Regions from separate parts of the Mus musculus genome. Here region 2 is linked to region 1. The links are chromatin contacts, found by POLR2A ChIA-PET in ENCODE. All regions are on one chromosome and are shown on one strand. The core of a region is the stretch at or near the end of the contact, and the rest is flanking DNA. Distances in the headings are between cores, read along the strand shown.

Evidence for each region. ChIA-PET counts read pairs that join two places held with the same protein, here RNA polymerase II (POLR2A).
Region 2: POLR2A ChIA-PET joins it to region 1 with 14 read pairs in Patski. The contact joins the promoter of Dipk1b here to the promoter of Dnlz in region 1. POLR2A ChIA-PET finds 5 or more read pairs at or near these places in 2 of 5 experiments (Patski and embryonic stem cell).

The regions. Positions count from the first base shown.
Region 1 is chr2:26,350,853-26,353,552 of GRCm38, reverse strand. It overlaps Dnlz (DNL-type zinc finger), which reads left to right and starts at 1,443. Exons shown (of 3, transcript NM_026828.3): 1 at 1,443-1,780; 2 at 2,079-2,218. The coding sequence starts at 1,541. It overlaps Card9 (caspase recruitment domain family, member 9), which reads left to right. Exons shown (of 13, transcript NM_001037747.3): 11 at 539-612; 12 at 992-1,068; 13 at 1,142-1,366. The coding sequence ends at 1,241.
Region 2 is chr2:26,627,084-26,629,928 of GRCm38, reverse strand. It overlaps Dipk1b (divergent protein kinase domain 1B), which reads right to left and starts at 1,472. Exons shown (of 5, transcript NM_019833.3): 1 at 1,230-1,472. The coding sequence starts at 1,292.

The sequences.
Region 1 (2,700 bases), core at 194-2,693:
CCTTGGATATAATTGTTTCTTGATGTTCATAGCCTTCCCTGCACATCTTCTACCTAGAGGCTTGAGCCTTGGTTTGCCCAGGACCTGGGGCATGCTGGCTCTGGCTACCTGGAATGATTATTCTTCTAATTAATATGGTGTACTTGCACTAACCCAGGCCCCCGATGCCCTGAGCTCTCCACTGAGGCTGCCCCCACACCACCCATGGGAACCACTAGACACAAAAATGTTGCCAAGCTAAAAGGGACATGGACTGGGGCATGCATTCGCAAATAATCATGGGGACCTGGAGTCTTTCCTAGCCATCTGTCCTTGTGTTTGGTGACAGTCAGCTTGGGCGGTATGGGTGACTGATGGTAGGAGCCCTGTTGATGTAGCAGTCAAGGGCTCAGCCTGTTTCTGTGAAATGCAGTCCCCACTGGACTCATGCAAAGGTCCCAGCCCGTAAGGCTGACCTAGGCTAATGCTAGTTGGGCTGTTTGCAGAGGGAGGTGGCCATACCAGATGGGGCCCCCATAAGCACAGATCTTCCTTTCAGGTGTACTGGCAGACAGGGAGAGCCCAGAGCAGCCCTTTATGGCTCTGAACAAGGAGCATCTTTCACTGACCCATGTAAGGCTGATTGGGGTTCCCAAGAGCCCTGGTTACTACATGGCTGATCCTGGGGAGGAGGGTGACGCCACTGGACAGCTGGGGATCACAAGGTCTTTGGTAGTGTATGGGTAGGATGTAACATTTGGATAGTGGGGTGGTTGGACAGGGGAGGGGACAATGTAAGGACACCCATACTGCTGTTCACTGCAAAGAAGTCTTCCACTCACCTGGCTACAAAGGGGTTGTCACCCCACGCTCAGTCATCTCGGAGTCCAGCAGACCCCACGGCCAGCTAGCTATGCTCCACACCTGCTGGAGTCCCAGGGCTGCCGTGGTAAGGCCACGGTGTCCAGCTGCCCGCCCCGTTGTCCAGCTGCCGGCCCCGTTCCTTCTCTAGGGCATGGGGCCCAGCAGCAGCGAGCCCCCGGAGAAGGAGCGGCGGCGCCTCAAGGAGAGCTTCGAGAACTACCGCAGGTGTGGGGCGGCGGGCAGGACGGCTGGCGGGTGGGACACCTGTGCCTACCTGCTCACACTGCGGGCCCCACAGGAAGCGGGCGCTCCGCAAGATGCAGAACAGCTGGCGGCAGGGAGAAGGGGATCGCGGGAATACGACAGGCAGCGACAACACCGACACCGAGGGCTCCTAGCGAACCGCGCCGAGGCTGAGCATCTGTGGAATTGTGAAAGGATGCTGCGGTTTTTTTTTTTTTTTTTTTTTTTTTACTGTATTAGAATTAGAAAATGCAACTAAATAAAATAATCACCGAGCTGAGCCTGTTGGTTGGATATGCAAGCGGGGCGACACCAGGGGGCAACAGAAAGCAGTGCACCGGTGGCGGATGGAAGCCGAAGAGGGCCGCTTCCGGCCGCTGCGCCCGTTACCAAAATGGTCGACGCAGCTTCACGGGGCGGTGCAAGAAAAGGTGGCTAAGGATTCGCAGGCGGGATGTTGCGGACAGCGCTGAGCCGCATGCCGACACTACTTCGTAGTGTGCGGACCCGGGATTCCGGACCGCGGCGGCTTTGGGATTTGGGGGCTCGCCTAAAGACCGCGGAGAGACTTCGGGGCTGGGCCTGGGGCTGGGCCTCGGGCTGGCGGAGCTCGAGCTCCGCGCCGGGATCAGGGCGTGCGGCGGCGCTGGGGCGCGTGGAAGCGGACCACTATCAACTCGTCTACACCTGCAAGGTGGGCGCTGTCGGCAACACCTGGTGCTGGCTGGTTTCCTGTTGGTGTAGGGTCCTGGCAGAAACGTGGAAGTATCCTTCGGACCAGGGAGGAGGCGGAGTCTTTACAAATGGCTGGGTGGGAATGAGGCACAGGGCCTTCTAGGTTGGGTTATCAGGAGACAGGCGTCTAGAAATGACGCCGTCGCCTAGGTGGGATCATCAGAGAAAGGGTTGAGGCTGTCCCTCGGGATGGAGTTAGACCTTGGGAGAGACTTTCCTGTGTATGCCTTGCCTGACCACCTCTCTAACCCAGCTAGGTCTGTGGGACTCGGTCATCCAAGCGCATCTCAAAGTTGGCCTATCACCAGGGCGTGGTCATCGTGACTTGCCCTGGTTGCCAGAACCACCACATCATCGCAGACAACCTAAGCTGGTTCTCTGACCTGAAGGGGAAGAGGTGAGGCCAGCTGGGAGGGGTAGGAGACAGTAAGATTGTGGCCCTGTGTGAGCCTGGATCCATTGCCTGGATCTCTCTACCTGGACAGCCCAGCTTCCACGTGGACCTGGAAGCAGTTGAATTTGAACTTCAGATGAACCATGAATGGCCCCAAATATGGCAAACTAGTTCTATGGCTCTACCTCTGTCACTGCCTGACCTCTGATCTCGCCAGGGGCCTTATCAATCTCTAGTGGAGGCTTTTTGTCCTCTGCCAACTCAGGGCAGATGGAAGGGTATGTGTCAGATTATGGACTGGGGCAGCCTTCAGTGGTGTTCCCACTTTTGGGAGAGCAGTGGGGAGGGCCAGGAGTCAGTTTGGAGGCTGTGCCTGATGCCTTCTTAATGTTCTATGAGGAGGGATCAGTGGCAGGAGTAAGGGCAGAGCCACAGAGGAGATAGCCTGTGATAAGTGTGCAGGCCTTGGGTCTCTAGGGTTCGCC
Region 2 (2,845 bases), core at 223-2,722, 280 kb before region 1:
GTGAGGCCAGATCAAAGGACTCAGCCACACCTAGAGCAAAGGGCCAGGGCCAGGGCCAGGACAGCGGCTGGCCCAGGCTGGCCCAAGTGATGTAGAACTAGAAGCCGCTAGAAACCTGCAGGTCAGAGACCACTCCAGGCAGGCCCTCCCAAGCCACCTTGGCACAGGTGGCTCCCCTAGACTACCTTGGCTAAGCTTTGATGGTTTACCTGGCCTCTGTCTGACGCAGCTCTTCTCCAGGATCCCTGAGTCTTTGCTCACCCCGGGGCGGGACTCACCACAGTGGTACTCAAAAGCTCGCACAGATTTCTGCCACTCAGTGGGGAACAAGTTGGCAAGCCCTGGGCCCATAATTTTCGAGGCTGAACAGTCCAGCTCCAGAAAAGTCACATGGAAGGTGGGAAGGTCATTACAGGGATAGTAACTGCACAGCAAACTCCCTGCCCAGGAAACCCGGGCCAGGTGGCAGGTGCCCTAGTGTTTCCCACGCAGGAAACTGAGGCTTGGGGCAGGAAGGGCTCAGCCAGTGGCTCTCTCTGAACCAGCCCCACTGGGAACTGGCCCAAACCCCTCTCCTGCCACTCCTGGGTCCACACATTGCTGAGTCAGGGCCTAGCTTCAGGGCTAGGGGTATGGGTACACCCCATCTCCTGGCACAAGAAGGGTCCCCCATACACCTCAGGTCACGAACCCAACCTAGGCCTGAGCATGGATCACAGCACAAGCTACTGCCTCTGGAAGAGGGCAGACAAGGGCATCTGGGCCTGGAAGAGCTCTGCATCCAACAGGCTTCAGTCCTCATCCTTTATGTAAAACAGTCTAAGGGAGGCCAGGCCCCAGGACAAAGGCATCCTCCAGCATCCTCAGGACGGCCCTTCAGAGAGACCTTGGCTAGACTGGTGAGGGCTGGCTCCTTCCTGTAGGCTCTAAGGACCGTGGCAACCAGCGGCTGGAGCCCAGAGGCCTGACTCCATCACCTCAAAGCATGAGGGGAGGGGCCTCTTCTGCAGACAGGAGCTGGCCCTCCACTGGCCCAAGGTCACCACAGCCCCTGTTTCCAGCTGTCTCAAGAACTGGCCAGGGGCTGGCCAAGTTTGCTATTCCAGAATTTTTTTTTTAAGTTGCGAAGGTTAGAAAGGACTCCGGTGCACCCGCGTGCACCCATCGACCCTCGCCATCCCACGCCCTGCCCCTCCCCGTGTGGTAGCACCTGGCCGGCTGCGGCTTACCTGCAGGCCCTTGGAGAAGGGGCAGAGGAGCACTAGGTGCACCAAGCGCCGCAGCCGCCGCATGATGGGCTCCGGCCCCGGCTGCGGAACCCCGCGGCTGGCTCGGCCTCAGCCCCAGCCCGGCCAGGCCCGCAGCGGCCGCCGCTCGCTCTCCATGCGGGCCGCTCGTCCTCGGCTCGCGTTAAAGGCAAGGCGCGTGCCTTTCTGAGCAAGGACCGCGACGCACGCGCGGGGAGACGGCCTGGAGGAGGGGCGTGCACGCGCGGGAAGATGGACAGAGGGGCGTGCGCGCGCGTGTGGAGACAAACGGAAGGGGCGTGCACGCGCGTGGGAGGACTGGCGCGCGGCCCCGCGGCTAGTCTAGCTCTCCCGCTGGGGACCTACGCCACCCCCCACCCCCCCACCCCCAACCTCCCGAGAGCTCCGGGACCCGCTACGGCAACCCTGTGTGAGCATGAAACACCGGGGCAGGCTGGCGCTGAGGACCTGTAAGGTCCCCGCCTGCGCTTGCGCATTTCTTCCACCTTTTCAAGGGTAAAAGACGTTGATGGATCTGCCCCCATCCCTCCCCAGTATGCAGGTGAGGCTAGTCAGTCCTGAGGCCACCACCTCTGGCACCGAGAGTCTTCAGCCCTTGTTGCACCGGGGCATAGGGAAGGACCCACAGCCCACGCGGTCAGCAACTACTCCTGAGAACCAGTTTCTTCTGATTTCTGCCCATGGACAGACACGCCCCTCTCCTGTGACTCCCATTTAGGGTGATTAGGAAAGCAGCAGCTGACCTTAGTTAGAGGCTTATTGAACTTAGCAGACAATGGCCAGAATGCACCGTCCACCATGCGCATCAGCTGCCCTCAATCCTCACCCACACCTTTCTTAGGGGTTCTATAGCGATGTCATATGCATTCCCAGGGAATACGCCTTCCCCTGTGCCCCAGTGCTGTCCATATATATATGCCTTGCAAAATGATAAAAGACAGCTTTAGTTTAAGGATGTTAATTGCTTCGCAATTAGTGAACCAGGCCAACCTTCTCTTCATAAAAGTGGAGCGAGAGTCCCATGAGCCCAGCTGAAGGGTTTGGATTTATAAGCTAGAAAGGCTGAAGAGAACTAGAGCCAGGAGCAGGTCACAAAACAAATGGAAAATAGCATCAAGTCTGTGTCCCAGAAACCAAGAAGCAGAAGCAGAAAGACCAGCCTGGCCTATGTTTCAAATTCCAGACTAGCCAGAAGCCCAAAGGGAGACCCTGCCTCAAGGAAGGAAAGAAGGAAGGAAGGGAGAGAGGCTGGAAGAAAGGGATGGAAGGAGGGAGGAAGAGAGGAAAGAAGAAAGGAAAGAAAGGAGAGAGGGAGGGAAGGAGGGAGGGAGAAAAGAAGGAAGGAGAAAAAAGAAGGGAAACATGGGATTGTTTCATTATCGCACCAATTATAAACGAGCTGCTTAAGCAGTTTGACTATTTTATTATGTCTTCAATCTTGATTTTGCAGGTCAGATAAACAATGTAGTTTAAGTGTGGTGACGGGAAGGCTGAAAAAAATGACTCAGCAGCTGAAAGCACTTATTGTGAAAACATAAAGATTGAAATTCAAATTTCAGCATCCATGTAGCAGATCG